Regions from separate parts of the Homo sapiens genome. Here region 2 is linked to region 1. A link is a loop called in an ENCODE intact Hi-C map of the cell type or tissue named here. Cell type or tissue: IMR-90. All regions are shown on one strand. Each heading gives the region's core, and the rest is flanking DNA. Links, peaks and the distances in the headings are about the cores only.

Region 1 (12,222 bases), core at 5,531-8,030:
CACCACACTACTTAGGTATGCTTTCCCCCCCGCCCCCACAACATCGACTATCCCCTCTGTGCTGGTGACTCTCAAATCCATATCTTCCACTTTAACTCTCTCCTGTGCTATAGCATAGTGTATTCAATTACCCTCCAGATCGTTCCACTGGATTTCCCTGCAGTCACATCAAGCCAGCTTAGTTCAACAAACCCAACTCATTGTCTTTCCCATTCAAATCTCCTTCTCTTCCTTTACCAACTATCTTTATTGGTATGAACCACCAGTGGCCCAGGAATAGAAAGCCAAAACTCAGTATTATTTTTAAAAAATTAATTAATTAGATTTAGGAGTGCAAGTACATGTGGATGTATTGCATATTGGTGAAGTCTGGCCTATTAGAGTACTCATTACCCAAATAGTGTACATTGTACCCAAAAGATAGTATCTCATCCTACACACCCCTGCCCCTGCCCCTGCCCCAGCCCTCCCACCATTTGGAGTCTCCAATGTCTTATTCCACTCTGTATGTCCACATATACCAATTGTTTAGCTCCTACATATAAGTGAGAACATGCAGTTTTTGACTTTCTATTTCTGTATCATTTCACTTAGGATAATATCCTCCAATTCTATCCATGTTGCTGCAAAAGACATGATTTCATTCTTTTTTATGGATGAGTAGTATTCCATGGTATATATACCACGTTTTTAATCAAATTAATTCGTTGATAAGCATTTAGGTTGATTCCATGACTTTGCTATTGTGAATAGTGCTCCTATGAGCATACGGGTGTAGGTGTCGTTTTGATATAATAATTTCTTCTCCTTTGGGCAGATACTCAGAAGTGGAGATGCTGGATTGAAGAGCAGTTCTATTTTTAGTTCTCTGAGAACTCTTCATACTGTTTTCCATAGTGATTGTACTAATTTACATTCCCACCAGTAGCGTTCCCTTTCTCCACGTTCTCACCAACATCTGTTGTTTTTTGACTTTTTAGTAATAGTCATTCTGACTACTCTAAATGCTATCTCGTTGTGGTTTTCATTTGCATTTCTCTGATGATTATTGATGTTGAATATTTTTTCACATTTGTTGGCTGCTTGGATGTCTTCTTTCAAAAAATGCCTGATTGCCCAATATTATTCTAGTTGACCTCTTCTCCCTTGCCTCCTGCTGTCTAACTGGTCTGCTTTCTTCCAATTTGTCCTCCTTCCAGTTCCATTCTAAACAGCTGATTGACATTTCTAAAACACAAATATGGTTGTGTCCCTTCTCCTCTTCTATGGTTCCTCATTGTTTATAAGATAATGTTCAGGTGCCTGTGGAAGGCACATGGGCCTTTACAATTAGACCCCTGCTTTGGTCCTCTGGGGCTTTACTGGCTGCCACTTCCCTGCATATGCCTTTCGTGGCCTTTATGCCCCGCAGTTTATTCCAGATCTCTGTACCATTGCTTACCCTCACCTGACTGTCTATATTTCCTCCACAGTGTCCACGTGGGCTATATCTACTCATCTTTTACTACTCAGCTCAAGTTTCACCTCTCCTTAGAGTTTTTTTCTATGCCCCCAGGTAGTTTTAAATTTTCACAGCCTCCTTGGTGCTCCTGAATCTTAAGACAAATTCTGCCATAGTGCCTGCTACCTTTCATTGCGCCTACCTGTAAAGAATTAAATGAGTTATCTCTCTTCGCAGGTGCCAGGCTGATCTTGGTACATTTTCAAGTTCAGTGTTATATCCAAAGCACACAGACCAATTTTTTGGTTTTCCCCTCCAAGTAGGGCTATAAGACATATATGCCAGGGAATAGAATAAGCTGGAGCAAAATTATAATTTCATTGTAGCTGCTCTTTATACCTGCCAACTCTTTTCTTTTTCTTCACCTTTACCTTTCTTTACTCCTGGATTCCAAGAACTACTGTGAGTAAAATTGTTACTGCCACCGCATAGTTCTTCCAAGAAGGCAAAGGTTAATATTCATGGTAAAAAATAAAGCCAAATATAAGACTGGGGGCTAGCGATAATTGCTTGGGTAAAAATTTGTTGGCCCTCAATGCCTTAACATACTGGTAAAAGAAAAATTAAGACTAGTGGTATTCTGAGTGTTAAGCTACAATGATAATTTAGAGATAATTAGCATAAAGCATGAAGGACTCTTTCACCTATAGCCGTAATGACCAATGTAATAACTGCTAGCCACATTGGCTATTTACATTTAAATGTAAATAATTCAAAATTAAATAACATTAAAATTTCAGTTCCTTGATTGCACTAGCCACATTTCAAATGCTCAACAGCCACATGGGAGTGGTGGCTACTGTATTGGACAGCACAGATTTTCCGTTATTTTAAACATTTCATCGTTATAGAAAGTGCTACTCTAGAAGTCTAATTTAGGAAGAGCAGTCCCTGTTTGATTGTCTCTCAGACCCAAAGCAAGGGTGGAGGTTCTAAAGATGACAGAGTGTCCCTAGGAAAAGTGATGGATATATTTGAATGAATTCTTGGTTTGTCAGTTCAGAATCAGTTGTAACGGCAGAGGTTGGTGCCGGCTGATAACTAACCCGAGTCTATTTGTTGGCTCTAGAGAGTACAGCAAAGAGTTCACCATTGGAGTGTTTTTCTGTTGACAACAACAGGTTTTTGAATAAGTATTTCTCTTACTTCTCCTGGGCCTGTACTGCTTGTTATCTTATATCCTCCAGAGTAGGGGTCATGCAGTGAGCAAATTCAAATATGACTACTCAAAGCATAGGACTATTTCCATGATCAATTTCTTACCGTACTAAGAGCATATCTCATCCCTGTGGGTACAGTACATCTGGTCACCTCTCCTAGAAAACTAGTCTGTGCCGATTATACTATTGGGAGGTTAGCAGATAGTTTCACAGAAACAAAGCATGAATTTTAAGGCTTGTGTTTTTGAAGATAGTATCCTCTTTATTTAAGGGTACATGGAAGGCCTAGGAGGAACTGTGGGGAGGATGGCAGCATTCTGTGCTTCAGGGCCAACCTGGATCAGAAATACTTCTGTGTGATACAAAGGATACCCAAGGAAATCTGTTCTCCCTAGAAGTTGAGGTGGGGAGGGTTATATACCTGGGAAAATCATTGCCTCATGTAAAATTCAGGGAGTCTCAGATCTTGCTTTGTTGTAATGTGTTGATTTCCAATGCTGTTTTTAATTGTTCAGGAACATCATGTTTTTCCTTTAATAGATGTCTTAATTTCTCAGGCAAGAGCCAGGGTACTATAAATAATAAATAAGCTAGATTTCCTTAGGTCATTAGAAGACTGGAGACAAGGGATTGGGATGGTTTGCAAAAGGAGGGAAAGCAGTATAATACACAAGTGAGGAGTGCTCAGTATCAGAAAGATTTATTAATATTCATTCACTTATTCCCTCATGTGTACATTATCTGTGGCATGTCTTCCAGGTACTGTGCAAAGTCATAGCTATAACTATGTTGCACATTTCACATATGTTATATGACACTTTATAACATACTTGTGATATAGAAGTTTTTTAAAAATATTGCTTTTATAGCTGAGGAAATTGAGGCTCTGAGGGGTTAAATTACTTGCTTAAGGTCACAGAACTAGTTGGTGGTGAGGCTGAGATTCATTCCCAGGTCTGTGACTCCAAACCATTGCTCTTTTTCTGTCATGCTCATGCAGGAAATTCAGCTCTGTATTTATTTTGTTGCAGGTCCTTGTTCCATGGATCCAATGGAAGGCGAGTGTCAGGATCACACCCTGAAGTGGCATTACAACAAGGAGGAACGGGTTTGCCAGCAGTTCTGGTGTGGCAGCTGTGGCGGCAATGCCAACCGGTTTGAAACCAAGGAAGAATGTGAGGCTTGGTGTGTCCCAATACAGTAACAGTACAAGCAGAGCCCTGTTACTGTTAAAGGCAGAGCTTTTAATGCTGATGAAATGGAGATTACCAGGGCTGAGGCAGGACCTCACAGCTCAGAAGTGACAGCCCATTCCAACACCTTGGACATCAGATTCCTAAACGTCTGAATGTTTTCACGCCAACAAGGACTTGGGCCAGATGATTTGTGACTTGAGGACTGAATTCTAATAGTTAAAAAAGTAACTGAAAGATATTTAAATGAATTAGAACGGAATGAAAAATAAACTTGAACTTATAATATTATTTTAAAATTTGGGGGTGCTATGTAGCAAAATAAAAATCAGTGTAAGCAGTGAGAAAAACCTAATTCAGAAATGAATCGAAACTTGGTTTGTTTTTTTCACCACCAGAGAATAGGGAAATATTAGTCAAAGAGAGGGCATGGAAGAAGGGACATCTAATGTGAACGAACTTCATACTTACTACTTAATGTAGATAAATAAAGGCATTCTTTATTAAATCATTTGGCATGAGACTGTGTGTGATCCTTGCTCACTGCAATCTGTGCTATACTTTGTGACATTGTGGTTGATGAAGAGACAGCCGTGATTTTTCCATGAGACCAACCCTTTGGCACCCATTATAGTGGCCTCTGTCCTTCAAAACATGGTGACTCAACAATTAAGGCTGACATTATTAATGAAAAGTGAAATGAAAGCTTTACGTTCACCATGGATGAAACATTTTGCAGCAAAGATATTAAGGAAAATCGTGTTTTTTGTGAGATTTTCCTCTGCCTCATGGCTTGATTCTCTGGGCCTCTAACCATGGGCCTGGCTTCCAGACAGAATTGGGAACTGTGTGGAGGAGATCTGTGGGGGCACTGAGGATGCACGGCTTGGGGTCTTTGTAAGATCATGCATTAGTCAGCTGGGGCTGACATAGCAAAATACCACGGGCTTAAACCACAGAAATTTATTTCTGACAGTTCTGGAGGCTAGAAGTTCAAGATCGCAGCACAGAGGGCACTCTTCCTGGCTTGCAAATGACTACCTTCCCGTTGGGTCCTCACATGCCTTTCCTCAGTGCATGCTCATAAAGACAGCAAGAGAGAAAAGACCCAAGCTCTCTGGTGCCTTTTTTTTTTTTTTTTTTTATTTTCATTTGAGACGGGCCTCACTATACCAATATTGCCTTGGCTAGCCTCAATGTCTTAGGCTTAAATGATCTTCCTGCCTCAGTCTCCTGAGTAGCTAGGACTATAGGCATGAGCCACTGCACCTGCCTCTGGTGTCTCTTCTTATAAGCACACCACTCTTATTGGACTAGGGACCATTCGTATGACCTCATTTAACTTTAATTACCTCCTAAGGCCCTAAATACAACTATAGCCACATTAGGCGACCATATGAATTCTGGGGAAACACAAACATTCAGTCCATAACTGATCACAAGCAGCTGGTTTTCCCCCAGGGACACAGGATGGAGTTGCTCTCTGGTAAGTTCCTGGTTCTGTAAGTGTGACTGCTATAATCTGTGTGTTTCTCCACACAGTCTGGTGACATAGCAGGTGGGATGGAATCAGCTTTATACAAAATGTTCAAAGAAGCACATTTTAAATTCTATTTTTATAACAATCATTTTAATATGATCACAAAAGGATGACTGTGTTCATGGTAGCAAATCTATAAGACACAGAAATGCACATGGAAAAAATAAAGATCACCTATAATCTTTTCTCCCAAAGGTAACCGTTTTGATATAATCCAGGCTTTTTCTAATGAATGAATATACTATCTTCTTTTTCTTCCTTAACACAGTACAAGCAACTGATTTTTTGACGGGAATTAAATGGCAGATGCTCCATCCTGCCACAGAGCTGCTCATCATATGAATGGGTATATGCATTTCTCTGTTTTAGGCATAACTTCAGCTGCCTGAGCATAAAATGGCCAAAGTGATCTATCCTGAGGATGGTATTTGATTTGAACTGTGATTTATTTTCTATTTCTTATTCCCATTCTTCCCTTCCTATGTCCAGGAGTTGGGAACACCAAGGCAAAGTTTCAATAATAAGAAGATCATTGGGAAGAAACATTCAAGTGTGTTGATTGTCCCCACTTGTTAACTTAAGAAAAAACATAATTTATAAATTTAGAAGAGAAGAGGCTTTAATTCTTATAAAAGGTTACAGCCTGCAAGGTGGTTGTCCCACAGGCTGGGAAGCCTGCCTCTAGCCAAGACCAGAGACAGGCGTTTGGAAGGAGGAGGGGTTGGGGTAGGAGTTTTATGCTGAAAAGGTTGGCTAAACATACATGTTCAACAAGTTACAGGAGGAGCTGAGTATTCAAGAAAGTGGTCCTGACACAGGCATGTTAGATAAACATACATGTAACTTATGACCGATGTTCATTTTGAAATGAATAGATGAAATGTATTATACCTAGCCCCTATGTCAAAAGATCTTTTCAGGACATGAAGGTACACAGGTGTGCAGTCTCTGTAAACCAGCAAGAACCAGTCCATGGCTGGTGGTCTTCTCATCAGGAGAAAGTTACTGAATTCAGCCTCTTGTCCAGTCAAAGCTGTTTCTGGTCGGTGGAACAGGGGTTCAGTGAATCAGCATCTGTGAGCTGGATGAGTTGTAATTGTTTTAATACTGTTTATCTGGAGGCCAGTGCTTGTTTAGCTGCTGGAGAAAAAGAGAAACCTTGTGGCAGTTAGAACATAGTTGATTCTTTAAGTGCAGGAGTGTGTGACTTAACCCTTTGCCTGGTATGGTCTTAGGTCCTGTTTATAATTTGGTATCTTATTGCCATGAAAAGTCTCCTCTGTCAGTCTTATGATCCCTATTTTAACATTAATGCTGGTCAGTTGTGTCTAAACTCTAAAAGGAGGAGGTATAACCAGGCATGTCTGACTTTCCATCCCGTCATGGCTGGGAATACAGTTTTAAGGTATTTCTGGGGTTCCCTTTGCCAAGAGAGAGTCCATTCAGCCCGTAGGAGCTTAGGATTTTAAAGTTTACACATCCTTGGAACATTCATGAGATCCAACTGCAGTTCTCCCTGTGTTTACTAGGTGGCGGTATAACCCTTTCACGGAGGTCCTCTGACTCTCAACATAAACCTTACACTCCATAAATTCCGAGGTAGCAACAATATAGCCAAGGGCAGAAACAACTGTCTATTGTTTCAATATTCATACCCACTCTTACTGTATACACAGTTTATAAAGCACTTTCCCATGTTATGTCATGTATTTGCCCAGCCCCACCACTAAATCTGGGATGTTGGCATTGTTCATCCCCTTTTTGGGATAAACTATCTTACAGAAGTGATGTGGCTTGGCTCAGACCCGTAACAGAAACTGGCCTTGAACTCCTTTTTATCCCGAGACCAGGGCTCCTTGAGCTATACTGCATTTGTTCCAAACCGTTAGCTGCCACCAAAGAATTCTGAAAGTCAGAGCCACAGGGGTGGGAGGATGGGCTTGATTTCTGCCTCAGATTCCCTGCTCTTCCATCTGCTGCCCCCACCCCCACCCCCACCCCACCCCACCCTACCCCACCCCACCCCTGTGGTTCTGGCCTGGGTGGAAGTAGGAGTGGACTGAAAGAGAAGTTGAACTGCAGTGCAGGTCAGTTGTGATGGCAGCCTCGGCCAACCCCACAGGGATCTCTGGACCTAAGTGGGCTTGTGTGAGTTACCCCAGTGTGGGCTAACTTGGCTGGGTCTGTATCCCCTGCCTCCATCACCCAGAAGGGCATACCTGTGGACGTGGCAGCTCTGAAACTGTGGCAGGCTCTAAAGTCGACCAGCTGAAGCCTTTCTGCTCACAGCACTCCTAGCAGGTGGGGCAACAAGTTCTTCCTTGAAGCAGGAACTGCAGAGCACAAACCACACTCATCATAGTTCCTTTACCTGGAATGTCTTTTTGCATTGTTTTCAAATTTCCCTAGCTTCCAAAATCCAACAGGACACAACGAAAATCATTTGTGCAAGTTCTCAGAGATCTAGCCTTTGCATTCATCTCTAGCCTCACCTATGGTGGCGGTTGTTCTGACCCTCCAACTTTTCATTTGAGCAATACCATTTCCTGGAAACGCCATATTCCATTCACCTATGCTGTTGCCCTTGGTGATACTTTTGTGGGAAATGCCTTTATTTAATTTATTTACAAATATTTAATAGGCATCTATTATGTACCATATCCATTATCTGTGCCAAAACCCAGCTCAGCTCTCATTGCCTCTCAGGAAAACATCTCCCATTGCCCCCTTTCAAGAAAGAATTAATCAGTAGCTCCTATAGGCTGCCTTGTATACCCTTATCTTTTTGCCCTTTTCCCTCCATTTTACACCATTTGCCAATTAGTCTCCTTATTAGGCCATGAGCCTCTTCATCTTGGAATCCCCTCCCCAGGACAGGGCCTGACACTTCTCCCTTTAGTTCTGATATTTAAACTCCCTGCCAGTTTTCAGACTGTTAGAAATGCCCCACAGCCACCCCAACAGTTGGTTGCCTTCTATATCTCTTGCTCTAGAACAACTTTTTGCTTAGTAATTCTGCATTTATTTTTGTTCTGCATTTGTTTCAGACACCAGGGCATCTGCCTCCATCAGTCAATTGTAAAAAGGTTCATGTGTTTTTAAATTCCTCCTTGGATCTGTTATTTCATTAATTATAACCTTGCACTGCTTTGGGGATATTAATTTATCTGATGAAAGAATTGAGACCCAGAAAGTTCAAGTGGCATCAAATCTTACACCATGATTCAATTGGTAGCCTAAAATTAGAATTAAAATGTGTTTTGAACTGATTTGGCATCTGCTTGGTTCGCTCTGCAAAGTTTAAGGGTTTTAATCATTACGTGAATTGACTGCTTTGCACTTTTAAACATGTAGTGGATTTCACTGATCCTAGAAAAGTGGAGGGTTTGCGATTGGTAGGCTCAGAACTTGGTTCCCAGCCATGTATCAAAATGTATAAATGCATACAGGGATTTTCCCCAAGCTCTCCTGAGTGGAGATCATGCTGACTGTGTACTATTTATGGTTCTTCCTTTAATTTCTGACCTCTTGTGATCTCATGGTGGATTCTTCGTTTAACTTTTGAATAATCTCAAAGGTATATTTGTAATACAGCTGGAGAGTCAATGTTGGGATTACGGTGTTATGGGAAATACCAAGACTGGGGCATGTGAATTCAGCATCTGGTTCCCTCCGCAGCTTTCCTGGTGACTTCATAGAAGATACTCTATTTTTCTGGGCTTTGGTCTTTTCTGTCTGAGGAGACTGGAGAGGAGAGAAACATTACTTGCCCCTTTATCGTCTCTCTAAGTTCTGCAAACAAAAGCATTCCTTCTTTAGCTAATCTCTTAGGAAGCTAAAAGATGCAAGCCCAGCAGAGGACAGGAGAACCACCCAGCTGAACCCAACCCAAACTTATGACCCACAGAATACTGAGCTAAATAAATGGCTGTTGTTTTAAAACACTAAGTTTTGGGGTAATTATTAATTTCAAAAAGTTGTGACTGGGCTTGCTCATGTGTCTAGTCAGCTACCAGTCTGTTGGTCAGTTGGCTGGCCTAGGATCAATTCCTAATGATAAAAAAAAATAAAAATTGTATATATGTATTCATGTAATAATATAGCCTCAAAATACTTAAAACACCAATGAAATTAGATTAGAAAAAGCATTTAGAAGCAGAATAATTGGAAAGGAAGACATAATATAGTTTCTATTCATACACAATATGAATACATATCTAGAAAAGTAAAACATTCTAAGAGAACAGCAATGTTACAGAAAGAGTCTTCTCCATCAGCCTAGAGCCTGCGGTGATCATTCAACAGCTGACCATGATGGACACAAAATATGATTGAGAAAGAAACCTTTGTTTTTGTAATCCACCAAAATTAGGGGGTTGTTACTGAAGCATTTCCAGGCCTGTCCCCAGAGATACAGGTATAGAGAAATGGGAACTCTCAAACATGGCTTTTGGAAGCAAATATTATAAAATGTTTTGGCGTTTTCTAGTAAAATTAAAAATTTAAATACTATGAACCAGCAATTTTACTTGTAAGCATATTCCCTGAAAACTCATTTGCTTGATGACCAAGATAAAACCACATTCATGAATAATGTTCACAGCAGCATTTTTAAAAAAAAAACCCAAGTTGTAAACAACCCACGTGTTCATTAAGAGTGAAATATGTAGGCTGGGTGTGGTGGCTCATGCCTGTAATCCCAGCACTTTGGGAGGCCAAGGTGGGCAGATCACTTGTGGTCAGGAGTTTGGACCAGCCTTGACAATATGGTGAAACCCCATCTCTACTAAAAATACAAAACTTAGCCGGGCATGTTGGCGGGTGCCTGTAATCCCTGCTACTTGGGAGGCTGAGGCAAGAGAATCACTTGAACCTGGGAGGTGGAGGTTGCAGTGTGCTGAGATTGTGCACTGCATTCTAGCCTGGGTGACAGAGTGAGACCTTGTCTCAAAAAATGGAAAAAAAAAAAAAGAGTGAAATGTGTGAATATGCTGTAGTACATTAAAATAAGGTGTACAACAATGAAAATGAATGAATGAAATTGAATTAAGATTAAGCCACATTGACTAAATCTTAAAAGCATATATTTGAGAAAGACACAGAAGTATGCATACAGTAGGATTTCATTTATCTAAGCTCCAAAATAAGGCAAAATTAAAATTATATTGTTATCCTTTATGTGGTAAAACTAGAAAAAAAAATCCAAATATGTGGTCACAGTTGAAGTGAGGACAGAAACATGGTAGACGCCGTGATGTGTTGCCTACATCCCGCTTCAGGAATGAAGAATTTGTTCTTCAGCTGCTGTGAGTGCTGCTGGAAGGTGACTCTCAGAGGTCAGCCCTCATTGAGGATTTCCTCAGAGGAAGAGAAATTTACCTTCCATGGGCAGATGCATCCAGTGACTGGTCAACACTGAGTTATAAAATCCCAGCCCAACAACTTGGGATAACTCTGCAGGCCATCCCACAGCTGCTTATGGGGTTGACTGAGGCCTTCCACTGGACTGTACCACAGCCCAACTTCTCTCGCTGCCTAATTTTGCTCTTTTCTTCATTCCACAGGTGTTGATTTTAAAGACACTCCCATATAAATGTCCTACATGCTCGTCTCTGTTTCAGAGACTGTTTTCTGGGGACTCCAGTCTGTAATCCTCTTGTGGAGGGAGGTGGCTAGGACCAGGAAGGAAAACACGAATGATAAGAATGTTCTATTCTTCTGTCGAAGTTGTATTTTCACAGGAGTTCACTTTGTATGTATTAATCAACGTGTATATTTATATTTTATGCTGTTGATTTATGTTTCATGCATCATAGTAATCCAGAAATTCCTCAGAAACACAAATCCAGGACAAGTGAGCTGATGTCACCCTCGTATTACCCCTGATTCAGGAAAATAAAACATATTCTTTTAAGATATGTGTCAGCCTGAGTGAATCTCCTTTTTTTGGAAGGGGCAGGGGGCTCTTCATTATGCATCTATGAGTGGACACATTTTAAAAGCATATTTTTTCATTATTCAGAATGTAGCAATTTTGTCAGAATTCCTTCTGTCAGGAAAAGAAAATTCCAGACTGGTTCCTGGTCTTGCCTTCTTAATCATTTTCCTCAGGGAAAACTGAAAAGTGCTCTCAGAATGTTGGTCTCATTTTAATCCCGTGGTCCTTTGGACATAATTTTGTTTTGATTCAAAACTGTACAGGGGCTTAAAGAGAAACTTATAAGTGTAGATGTAAGAAGTGATATATAGCTATTCTGTCAATATATATTTACTAAGCACCTACTATGTGCTAAGAACTCTTCTAGTAGCTCAGGAAATGGCAGTGAAGAGTAACAGTAATAAAAAAAAACAAACCCTGCCCTCATGGAGTTTACATATTAAGAGCACAGCTGGGGATCTTAGAGATAGTACCACAGTAAATAAGTAAATTATCCAGTGTGTTATAAGGTGAAAGCACTATGAAATAAAAATGAAAGTTTAGCAAGGTAAGGGTACCTGGAGTGCCAGCGGGGAGGTTTGGGCAAGTATTAAGAAGATGGCCAGGGCTTGCCAATGAGGGGCTGACACTTGAGCAAAGATTTGAAGGAGGCAAAGGAAAAGCTTGTCCTTGAAAGGCTATGTAGATATCAGGGACAAGGTCATTCCAAGCAGAGGCAACAGCTAACACAAAGAAAGGCTGTGGCCAGGCATGGTGGCTCACGCCTGTAAACCCAGCACTTTAGGAGGTCGAGGTGGGCAGATCACGAGGTCAGGAGTTCGAGACCAGCCTGGCCAACATGGTGAAACCCTGTCTCTACTAAAAGTACAAAAGTTAGCTGGCCATAGTGG
Region 2 (12,222 bases), core at 446-2,945, 760 kb after region 1:
ATCTAAAACATATTGCATACTGGCCACATGTGGCTTTCAGATGTCTTTTGTTTGGCCTGGGTAGTGTTTCTTTTTAGTAAATTAATCAGTTTTTTTTTTTTTTTGAGGCGGAGTCTCACTCTGTCTCCCAGGCTGAAGTGCAGTGGCACGATCTTGGCTCACTGCAACCTCCACCTCCCAGGTTCAAGTGATTCTCCCACCTCAGCCTCCCAAGTAGCTGGGATTACAGGCATGCACCACCACACCTGGCTAATTTTTGTATTTTTAGTAGAGACAGGGTTTCACCATGTTGGCCAGGCTGGTCTTGAACTCCTGACCTCAGGTGATCCTCTTGCCTTGGCCTCCCAAAGTGCTGAGATTACAGGCGTGAGCCATCGCGCCTGGCCAGTAGTCAGTATTTTTAAATGAGCAGCTCATATAAATTGAGCATTTCATCTTTTCTAGAAAAAAAAGATTTGGGAACGTTTGCTAACATCAGTTCCTGTGTAGCCACAATGGACTGCTAAAGCTAGGCAGCAGCTACTCCCTTAGACAAATTCCATATTCTCCAGTTAGCCACATTCCTACCTCTCCTTACTGTCTCTGGCATACAGCTGCATCACACCTTTCCACTACGTGCCGACCTTTGTAGACAATTGCTTTTGGAATTATTTGCTAAAATCAGAAAAAAGTATGAATGTGACTACTCACAAAATTCTAGAATGCTGTAATAGAAACAGAGCAGTATGGTGTCATTGTTAAAATCCCAGCTTTGGATGTGAACAAAAAGTAAAGCCAGGCCTGTTCTTAATGTGAAGTCTACATTCTGTACATTCCTAATCTGAGCTTTGGTTTTCTTATCTTTAAAATGAGTATAATACCTCATAGGATTGTAATAAGAATACGATATCTGCCTATTTATATAAGATTTAGATGTCACATTGCCTTGCTCATAATTATTCCTCAAAAACAGCACAGATTCACCTTAATTATAAACAATCCAAGTTAAAAGAATAATTAAAGGAAGCCTAAGAAAACTTTAGCTAATTACCACCCAATGACTGCAATTGGAAACTTCTAATAAATGGAAGGTTTTTCTGGATTACTTTTAAATGAGAAAAATTTCCCAAATAAACCAATCTGAAACCAGGCATGTAATTTAAAAAACTTATTCAAGATGTGTCTTGAGATTGTAACAATTCTGTTGTCATCTTTTATATCTCTGTGGCTGTCCAAAATAAATTGGTTCTCAGAATGTGAACCTTTTAGCTAAGATATCAATTCATCAGTGATTGTTATGTTTAATGCATATATGAGGCAGGAAACTAAACTCTTTTTTTTTTGTGTTGATACTGAACCATTAGTTTGTGAGCAAAGCACATTATTAGCACTACTCATTGTCCAAGCAATTTGACTAGATAAGGTTTTAAATTATGCTTTACATACTAGACCACAAACATAAGGAATTGGTTAATGTTAGAGGTGGCTAGAAGATGAATACTTTATACAGACTTCTATAATGGTATGAATGCTATTCCTTCAACACATCAGAATAGATATGACTTCCCTTTTTGTTTTGCAGATACACCCTTAACTTTTTGAGCTCATAAGGAAGGTATCAGACTATCCCTTGGTATCAGTGTTAAAGGAATGACAATAAGTTTGTAGGACTTATGACTAGTTTCTATGAAATACAGATTCATTATATACATTTCTATATTTAATCAAAGAACTTGACAAAATGGAACAGCTGTATGTACATAGTACTTAACTTTTCCGTCAAAGTATTGCAATTTATCATTATGCCACTTGGGGGCATCACTTTACCATTGACATTTTGCATACAGGGTGACCTTTAATTACAATGTAAATACCATATTCCTTTACATTTTTATTCACTTTCTGAATTAGCTGTGAGATTAAAATAAAACCTACAGTACAGACATTACACTTGCTTGATGCATGTTTGGAGAGTTTTCTTCCTGGCATAAATATTGGGCATCCCTTTTTTCATTATCACAGTAGAATAAAATTAAACTGTTAAAATGTATGGTGAATGAGATAGAGGTTTTTCCTTTATTATGCATCATGAAATTCATAAAACAATATTTGAGAATATTTTCTTTCATAATTATAGACACTCTAGTCTAATTATGTTGTCATAGTCCTAAAAAGATTGTGCTAGTTCTTATTCATTTTATTTTATAGTATTGTTAAATTGTCAAAGTATCTTTTCAAAAAATCAAACCCAAAAGATTTGATCAGCCCAGAAATTACTTTGGCCCTTAACATTAGCATAGTGCATGTAATTTAATAGAAAAGAGATATTAAGGAAATAGGTTTACCCTAAAATACATGATTAAACTTGTAATTAATCATGGCCACAGCTACAGTGAATTTCAACATTCATCTTATCAGCATAGAATGTTGGTTATAATGATTTTTAAAAAATTTATCACATTTAAGATATAGTGATCTTACTATGCAGAGTTGATTTTATGCTGTTGTCTGTTTTAGTCTGTCAACTATGAAGTATTTAATACAATTTAAATTTTTTTTTTTTGAGTCGGAGTCTCGATTTGTCACCCAGGCTGGAGTGCAGTGGCGCGATCTTGGCTCACTGCAAGCTCCGCCTCCCGGCTTCACGCCATTCTCCTGCCTCAGCCTCCCGAGTAGCTGGGACTACAGGCGCCCGCCACCACACCCGGCTAATTTTTTGTATTTTTAGTAGAGATGGGGTTTCACCGTGGTCTCGATCTCCTGACCTTGTGATCCACTTGCCTGGGCCTCCCAAAGTGCTGGGATTACAGGCGTGAGCCACCGCGCCCGGCCACAATTTAAATATTAGACCTTTGCTTTGGACTCAGCACGAGAGAGGAAACTGAAGCAGTAGGAGATAAGGCCTAGCCTTCAGGTGCTTCCAGTCCGGAAGACTATATCAACACACATAAAACAACTAGTATACAGTACAAGACAATGCTTAAGTATCTGTGTGGCAGGTTGCACTCGGAGATGTTGGAGTGGCTACTCCCTTTCCAACTCAATATTATCTTACTTGTTTCTGTGTACTATCTAACTTATGTGTATTTTCCCCTTGGTCCTATCCAAGTGCGTATCCAAATATTTTACCCCTTAACTGTGATCGTACACCTTGGTCTTTGTCTAAATATGGGAAAAATGGTAACAAGGAAATGCTTTATCTCTACAGAAGGCATTTTTTCCCCCTCTATCTCATATGTCTGCCTGAGATAAGGATCAGGAGTTAAATAGTAAAAGGCCTACAAGTCCTTAAAGAAATGGCCCTCAAGTCCAGGCTCTTGCCTCCTCAGAGAGCTCTTGGGTCTACATTAGAGTAGATTTTTAAAAGTCCTAGCAAGCTGATTTTCTACCCAGTTATGGAAACAAAATGGAAGATAGGGGGCCAAGAGTTGATGCTAGAATGAGTCATACTGACAACAGAGGGGAGTGGTCTTAGACCATAAGAGTAAGGGAGGTAGAAAGTAAGAAAAAGATAATTAAAAAACCCCAAAAGCCAAAAAAGTCTGGGTCCATTGTTGTAAAGCTCTCCATACTCCAGTTTCTACTTATAGAAATCTCAGACGTCCAGCCCTGTTCCAAAGTACTGTATTGAGACAGACTCACTAACTGGCATGGAGTCAAAAGGGCTCAGGGGTTCAGCCACCACCCTGGGGTCCAGGCCTCAGCTTTTCATATTCATACACCCAGAGATGGTCAGTCTTGGAGAGGAGCTTATATTAACTAAATCAAGACAAGATAGATCTATAAACCATGATTCCACTTCTTAATCTGGTTCCTAGGATGAACAGTACCTCCTCCTTTGTGCACCCTCCCACCATTTTCTGGTAGAAGTTCTGGAGAAGCTGTATATCTAATGAGAAGTGAAAATATAACCAAAATAAGCAGGTGGAATAATTGGGCAATTACTCGCTTAAACCAGGTAAAAGGTCTCTTCTAAGAACTTGACAAAATGGAACAGCTGTATGTACATTCTAAGTGGCTATTGTTGTGGGAGCCCTAAGACCCAGTGTTTATCTACTAAATAGCTCTGGATGCACCCCCATACAAATATTCATAGGGTACCTCCTTTCCCAATATTGAAAGTAATGTGTATACACTTTATAAAAAGTTCAGATGTGCATAAAGAAGCAGTAAAATAATCTATAATCCTGCCATCCAACCTGTGGTCTTTTCTGTATGCACTGACAAATATTCAGTCTTTTAACGAAACATGGCATTGGTCCTAGTCATTGCCTCTGAGAGGAGATAGGAAGAGAAGGAGACTTCACTTTTCACTGAACCCTTTCTGTGCATTTGGAATTTTGTATCATGTGCAAGACTGAAACAAAACAAAACCTATAAAATAAAGTGAAAAAACCCACATATTCATTCAACAAATACTGGTCACCGTTTACTGGTCATCTGGAGCTTGAGTCTGGTACAGTGATTCTTAACCTTGGCCAAACAGTGGAATCACAATATTTAGAAAGTACAGATGCTTGAGTCATACTCCAGTGAATTCTGTTTGGTCTGGGGTATGGCCAAGGATTTTTGAGAACTTCCAGGTGATTCATATGTGTCACTAGACTTGAAATATCTCAACTGGAGATAAAAACTCTACTTACATAATCATAAATAATTTTAGCTGCAATAACTTGTGAAAGAAAAATCTTGGTTCTTGTGAGGTACAATAAACTCATCTTTGCTTGCAGGATGGAAGGTTGGGTGAGGCAAGGCTTCCCTGAGAACTGTGAGCTGAAATCTGAAGAATTATTAAGAAGTAGCCAGTGGTTTTCACAATTTGTTGAGCATCAGAGTTGTCTGGAGAGCTTATTAAAACAGATTGCTTGGCTCCCCCCTACCCCAGAGGTTTCTGATTTAGCAGGTCTGGTAGGAGGGGCCTGACAATTTGCATTTCTAACAGCTGTTACTACATCTTAGAGGACTGCATTTTGAGGATCCTTGTACTAGGCAAAGGGATGGGAGAAGAGTTGCATTCAGTGTGAATGGCACTAAAATGGAATAGAGTTCAGTGTATATACAATCTCACATGCTTTTTTAAAGCAGGAAAATATAAGCATTTTCCCATGTTAGTAAATACTCTTTAAAAGCATCATTTTTAACACCTGCATAATAGTCTATGGCTTTCTTGTCATTTAACGGCCACTTGTTGGATATCTAGATTCTAGTGCCTTCTTTGAAGTAGAAGACTATTGTGCCTTTTAGCGTCCTCAGCGATTTGATGTGATGACTGGTTCAGCATTTTCTTCCTGTCAGTAGCATAACTGAAAAACTAAGGAATGCAAGCTTCGGTCACTGAGAAATGACAGGCATTCTGTGTCATTCAATGGAAGCATTTTTTGTGAGTTACAGCTACATTTGCACTGTAGTAATTAGATAAAAAGAACTTCATCCATTTTTTTTTTTTTTGAGACGGAGTCTTGCTCTGTTGCCAGGCTGGAGTGCAGTGGTGTGATCTCAGCTCACTGCAGCCTCCATCTCCCAGTTTCAAGCAATTCTCCTACCTCAGCCTCCTGCATAGCTGGGATTACAGGCACCCACCACCACGCCCAGCTAATTTTTGTATATTTAGTAGAGACAAGGTTTCACCATCTTGGCCAGGCTAGTCTCAAACTCTTAACCTCGTGGTCCACCTGCCTTGGTCTCCCAAAGTGCTGGGATTACAGGCGTGAGCCACCATGCCCAGCAGGAATAATAATTCTTACTAAAATGTGTGGGTTTTTGTAATATTAAAAATACACTTTCAATAATTCAGATTGTGACTGTAATTTCTGCCATTTAATAGCTGATCACCTTTAGCAAAGCTAATATTTATATATTGTACCTACTAATACCTATTTATGGATATTTCTGTCTGATTTATTTAATCATTTTAACATATCTTTACTTTCAATTTTGAGTCATTTTAAACAAAACATCAATAGATTTAATGAGTCCAACTTTGAACTCAATCTATGTATTCTTATTAAAGCTACTATTTCTATATTATGTCTAGGAGTTCTCTCCAGTGGTTATCTGTGATGGGATAGTGGGTTTATTGAGTGGGACGAGTTAATTTAATAGGATTCAGTGGTTTACGCCGTGGAGAGTTATGAAAACAATTTGGAAGAAACTAATGATTTCTTTCTATTTTGCCTTGCCAGACCTCAAAACACAGTTTCTTTCAGTTTCTCACAGTTAAAAAAAAAATCTTCCTGCTTATCTTTTAAGAGAAAGTATAACATGAAAGCATATTAAAATATTAAAAATTTTAATACTAAAATTAATATTAAAAACAGTTCAGATTCTCGGAATCTTGTGCTTAGGTTCCTCTAGGTAAATATAGAAAGAGTACATTTGAACTTGGACTTCACTTTGGGCTTTGTCAGTTCTCTGCACACAATAAGGTCAAGCCTCTGAGCTTCTGGCCATCTTATATTTAAAGTTTGGGAGATGGAATGGATAAGGAGAGAAGAAAATGCAAGGGCACATAGTTACTTTGATTAGTTTCAATCATGGTAATGAAGTCAATATTCTGAGATAAATGACTTTCCTAAGGCCGCTTTGCTGCATGTGTTAGCATAAAAGAATCCGTGTGCTTTCTATCTGGTTTTTAATATTTACAGATCAGAAATGACTAATAAAATATTAGAATGAGTAGGCTGCAGGGAAACCCTCAGTTTCTTTTTGGCTTAGGCAGGGGGCCAAAAAAGCCTCCTTTTAAGACTGAATTGCCAAGAAACATTTAGGAAGAAGACAACAGTTAGGAAGAAGGCAACAATACTCAAAAATTCTTCTTAAAAATAATTCTTTTTTCTTACATTACTGTTGTTTGAAAGAAAACAAAAGTGATGTATTTAAAATATTACAGCCGTATTAGTGTCAGCAGTAAAAGTATATTCAAATTACAATAGTATACTTGTTAGATTTTCAGACTTATTTAAATTTATCATTCCACTCTGTTCTTTCAATGTGTTGTTCTGGTGGATTTGTGAGTAGGGAAGCTAATGGTTTGGCTAACACTGAATGACATCCCATGAAATATGGAATAGCATTCTTCATTTAAATGTATGAGATAGGGGAATATCTAAGCTATTCTAGTAAATAATAGTAATAATAAATGTAATTGGATATGCTGATCCCTTTACATTGTCATTGTTGACTTCCTAAAATTTTTAAAGTGCAAGATTTTTGTGTTAAGCCTATTAAGTTATTGTATCTCATTTATTCAATAAATAAAGTATTTTAGGATGAGTGCAAAAAATGCAAGAGCAAAATTTGATGGGTGTAGTCTACCTTGTAGGTTTTTTTTCCTTCCCCTAAAAGGGCTTTTTTCATCGAGATGTTTTATAATAAAAAGTGAGCTGATTTTTAATAGAGTCCAGAGGAACCTCAATAACCAAATCCAGAATTCTTAATGGTTGATGAATATTAGAATATTCAGTCAGCTAACTTTAATTTCCTGACCCCAAAACAAGCACAACACCCTCAAGTATAATCTGTAACTAGCCCTTCTTGCTGTTGTTTCTACACAAGCAGCCTTTTGGGGAGAATATTTCCTCCAACAACTTTTGGTGCATCCGGCAGCCCAGCTCTCTTCCTGGCAGACAGCAGGCAGTTCCCTTTTACCATTGCTTACTTTAACTGGATCAGTTGAGGGAGGCATCTGTTTTACTCAGTCCTTTCCTTCTAAACCGATCTGGTTCCTTTTTGACGCATGAATGTCTCTCAAGAGTAATATAGGCAATTTTGGCCAGCACCCAACTTTATACCTATTTTGAACTGAAAATTTTAGTTGTGATATCATCCACCCTTAAGTAACTTGAAATGAGATATGTATATGACTTAAATTTAAAAGAAATGAGAAGGGGGAAAATTCTCAAGTTAAAATTAGTTTCTGGATCAATTTATTACTCTTCAACTGATTTTCCTGGGGAAAAAAGCTTAGTTGCCATAACATCCATGTTTAAATAGTGCACTTTGAGTGATGTGCATGACTTACAAGTCAACATGAGAGACAAGCAACCCTTATGTTAGTAATAGTTTCTTGGTCAGTTATTCCTAAGCTTGGTTTTTGGAAAGAGTAATTTGTAAATTTAATTAAGAGTAATTTGTACATCTATGTGGGAAATAAACATTGTTGGCACCAGAGTTCTAAAAGTAGTTTACTTCCACTAATTGTGCATTGTATAAATAATGTTATGTAGTATCAAAAATAAGCAGTTAATATTGTGTGACCTTTATTGCTTTAAAATACTGTGAAATTGAATTTCCATTCCGTAGTTTAACGAGAACACTTTTTATTTCTCAGATACTCTTATAAGCCCTAGTCCCTGCTACTCACGAATGAATAATTATGAACCTTTGACATGCTATAGAACATACTTATTAGTACAGTAGTGCTGTATTTATTTGGGTAGTTATATGAAAAAAAAAACACCCAAAGTTTTAGTTATTAAGAAAGCAAACACTAAGCCTGATGAAATGTGTGGGGGTGATGGATATGCTCATTATCATGATTGTAGAGATGGTGTCATGTTTCATGGGTATATACATATATCAAAATTTGGCAAATTATACACTTAAAATATGTGCAGTGTATTATGTCAATTGTACCTTAACAATTGTGTTTAGAAAAAGCAAAAACCCTGTACCATGATATATGAAAACCCTTAAGATTGTTAAACTGGCTGAATTTGCAGTTACTAATGATAATCATTATGAAACTTGATACTTTCAGCTGAGTGCTGCTTTTTAATCTTGGGTTCATACCAGCCAATTTTATTGTTTTTAGCTCAGAGAAAAATCATAGGCTTTGTTTTTGGTACCTTTATTGGGCAAGTGAAGAAGGAAGATCAAAATGTAGTTGATAATATTGTCCTACATACTAGGTTTCCAACTTTCTAAGAGTGGAAAATTTGGAACATTGAATTTCTGATTAGAATGTGTTTGGGTGTCAATTTTCTCAGTCTCTCCCACATGCAGCAGTCACTTAGCATTTTAATTAAAGTTTGGTTGATGTTTCCACTTCCCTATTAGTTTGAATTTTGAGAAACCCTTTAAAACCTAATCACTTAGCTATGGCTGCTTTCCTTCAGGGGAGATTCAAGGAAGATTTGTGGCCCCACAGCCCTTCATTTCCTCTCTTCTTTCTTTGCTTATGTCTTTCATCTCATAAGCCTCATACAAATGCATACACTGTGAGTTTGGGGATAATATCGGCCAATCCACTTTTTGCAATATTGGATTTGCTATTTGGTGATCAGCTGCTTTTAATTTATATTGCTATTTCAAAGACATTTTGGTGCAAAGATTATTGAGCTCTAATGAGTAGTTTCTATTATTTTTAGAATTGCTTTAGTAATCAAAATTACAGGAAGGATTAATGACAGATGTGAGTTGCAAGGCAGTTTAACATTACTTAAAAAATGAAACATTTGGGTGTTCCATATGAATTGGACCTGACACATATCTGAAATTGCATTTTAAGTAAGCTTTAAAGCAGTTGACTATTGAACTTGCAGGGAGTAAGTACATATTCAAAAGGTTTTGAAAACTGACAACAGTAGATAATTTCCCACAGATAAAGCTTATTTTGGCATTATTTTGCTAGCTCACATAACCATAAAAACTCTGTGTGTGTGTGTGTATGTGTATACATACGTAAATATATACTCACGTATATATATGTGTGTGTGTATGTGTGTGTTTAAGGTGTGTATATGTGTATGCATTTTTTAATTGGACAGTTTTTTAGTTCAACACTAGTTTCAGCAGCAAAAGTTGTGTTCAGCTGGTAATAATATCCCGTTCTGATGGATGAAGAGGCAAGGGCTCAATATTTCATAACTATACTTGGACATGAACTCAGTATTGAGTACTTGGAAGTACTCAGTGGAGACTTCTACTTTATAAAAATTCAAAAGGCGATTCCAGGGCAAGATGGCCGAATAAGAACAGCTCTGGTCTGCAGCTCCCAGCGAGATCAATGCAGAAGGTGGGTGATTTCTGCATTTCCAACTGAGGTACCTGGTTCATCTCATTGGGACTGGTTAGATGTGGGTACAGCCCACGGAGGGCGAGCAGAAGGAGGGTGGGGCGTCACCTCACCCCGGAAGTGCAAGGGGTTGGGGAGCTCCCTCCCCTAGCGAAGGGAAGCTGTGAGGGACTGTGCCATGAGGAACAGTGCATTCCAGCTCAGCCACTATACCTTTCCCACAGTCTTCACAGACCAGGAGATTCCATCAGGGGCCTACACCACAAGCGCCCTGGGTTTCAAGCACAAAACTGGGCAACCGTTTGGGCAGACACCCAGCTAGCTGCAGGTTTTTGTTTTTTGTTTTTTTTTTCCCTGTATCCCAGTGGTGCCTGGAATGCCAGCGAGACAGAACTGTTCACTCCCCTGGAAAGGGGGCTGAAGCCAGGGAGCCAAGAGGTCTTGCTCAGCGGATCCCATTCCCATGGAACCCAGCAAGCTAAGATCCACTGGCTTGAAATTCTCACAGCCAGCATGGCAGTCTGAGGTCGACCTGGGATGCTGTTGCTTGGTGGGGGGAGGGGTGTTCACCATTACTGAGGCTTGAGTAGGTGGTTTTCCCTTCACAGTATAAACAAAGCTGCCAGGAAGTTCAAACTGGGTGGAGCCTACTGCAGTGCCACAAAGCCGCTGTAGCCAGACTGTCTCTCTAGATTCCTCCTCTCTGGCAGGGCATCTCTGAAAGAAAGGCAGCAGCCTCAGTTAGGGGCTTATAGATAAAACTCCCATCTCCCTGGGACAGAGCACCTGGGGGAAGGGGCGGCTGTGGGTACAGCTTCAGCAGACTTAAACGTTCCTGCCTGCTGACTCTGAAGAGAGCAGCAGATTTCCCAGCACAGCACTCGAGCTCTGCTAAGGGACAGACTGCCTCCACAAGTGGGTCCCTGACCCCCGTGCCTCCTGATGGGGAGACACCTTCCAGCAGGGGTCGACAGGTACCTCACACGGGAGAGCTCTGGCTGGCATCTGGCAGGTGCCACTCTGGGATGAGGCTTCCAGAGGAAGGAACAGGCAGCAATCTTTGCTGTTCTGCAGCCTCTGCTGGTGATACCCAGGCAAACGGGGTTTGGAGTGGACCCCCAGAAAATACCAGCAGACCTGCAGAAGAGGGGCCTGACTGTTAGAAGGAAAACTAACAAACAGAAAGCAATAGCATCAACATCAACAAAAAGGATGACCACGCAAAAACTTCATCCAAAGGTCACCAACAGCAAAGAACAAAGGTAGGTAAATCCACGAAGATGAGGAAAAACCAGCGCAAAAAGGCTGAAAATTCCAAAAACCAGAATGCCACTTCTCCAAAGGATCACAACTCCTCGCCAGCAAGAGAACAAAACTGGATGGAGAATGAGTTTGACAAATTGACAGAAGTATGCTTCAGAAGGTGGATAATAATGAACTCCTCCGAGCTAAAGGAGCGTGTTCTAACCCAATGCAAAGAAGTTAGGAACCTTGATAAAAATTAGAGGAGTTGCTAACTAGAATAACCGGTTTAGATAAGAACACAAATGATGTGATGGAGCTGAAAAACAGCACAAGAACTTCATGAAGGAAGCATACACAAGTATCAATAGTCAAATCAATCAAGTGGAAGAAAGTATATCAGTGATTGAAGATCAACTTAATGAAATCAAGTGTGAAGACAAGATTAGAGAAAAAAGAATGAAAAGTAATGAACAAAGACTTCAAGAAATATGGGACTATGTGAACAGACCAAATCTACATTTGATTGGTGTACCTGTAAGGGACGGGGAGAATGGAACCAAGTTGGAAAACACTCATCAGGATATTATCCGGGAGAACTTCCCCAACCTAGCAAGACAGGCCAACATTCAAATTCAGGAAATACAGAGAACACTGCAAAGATACTCCTCAAGAAGACCAACCCCAAGACACATAATCGTCAGATTCACCAAGGTTGAAATGAAGGAAAAAATGTGAAGGGCAGCCAGAGAGAAAGGTTGGTTTACCCACAAAGGGAAGCCTATCAGACTAACAACAGACCTCTCTGCAGAAACCCTACATGCCAGAAGAGAGTGGGGGCCAATATTCAACATTCTTAAAGGAAAGAATTTTCAACCCAGAATTCCATATCCAGCCAAACTAAGCTTCAAAAATGAAGGAGAAATGAAACCCTTTACAGACAAGCAAATACTGAGGATTTTGCCTTACAAGAGGTCCTGAAGGAA

The links. Peaks named below come from ENCODE experiments on the same cell type or tissue, not always from the same donor. Only the 100,000 strongest peaks of a DNase experiment are listed, where the experiment ranks them.
Region 2: it touches region 1 in a loop (3-fold over the local background); 2 of 110 quality-filtered maps call a loop at or near these places.

Annotation. Positions count from the first base shown.
Region 1 is chr3:130,269,442-130,281,663 of GRCh38, forward strand. It overlaps LOC105374106 (a long non-coding RNA gene), which reads right to left and starts at 7,262. Exons shown (of 2, transcript XR_924479.3): 1 at 7,175-7,262; 2 at 5,992-6,534. It also overlaps the pseudogene COL6A4P2. In IMR-90, for the core only: a CTCF peak has its summit at 6,920; a DNase peak (open chromatin) is centred at 6,930.
Region 2 is chr3:131,031,876-131,044,097 of GRCh38, forward strand. All of the region lies in intron 3 of NEK11 (NIMA related kinase 11), which reads left to right. Among named protein-coding and RNA genes, the nearest start is that of NEK11, 11 kb to the left of the region's middle. RefSeq lists an enhancer at 10,600-11,410. In IMR-90, for the core only: a CTCF peak has its summit at 1,793 (motif pointing right); no DNase peak of the experiment used is centred there.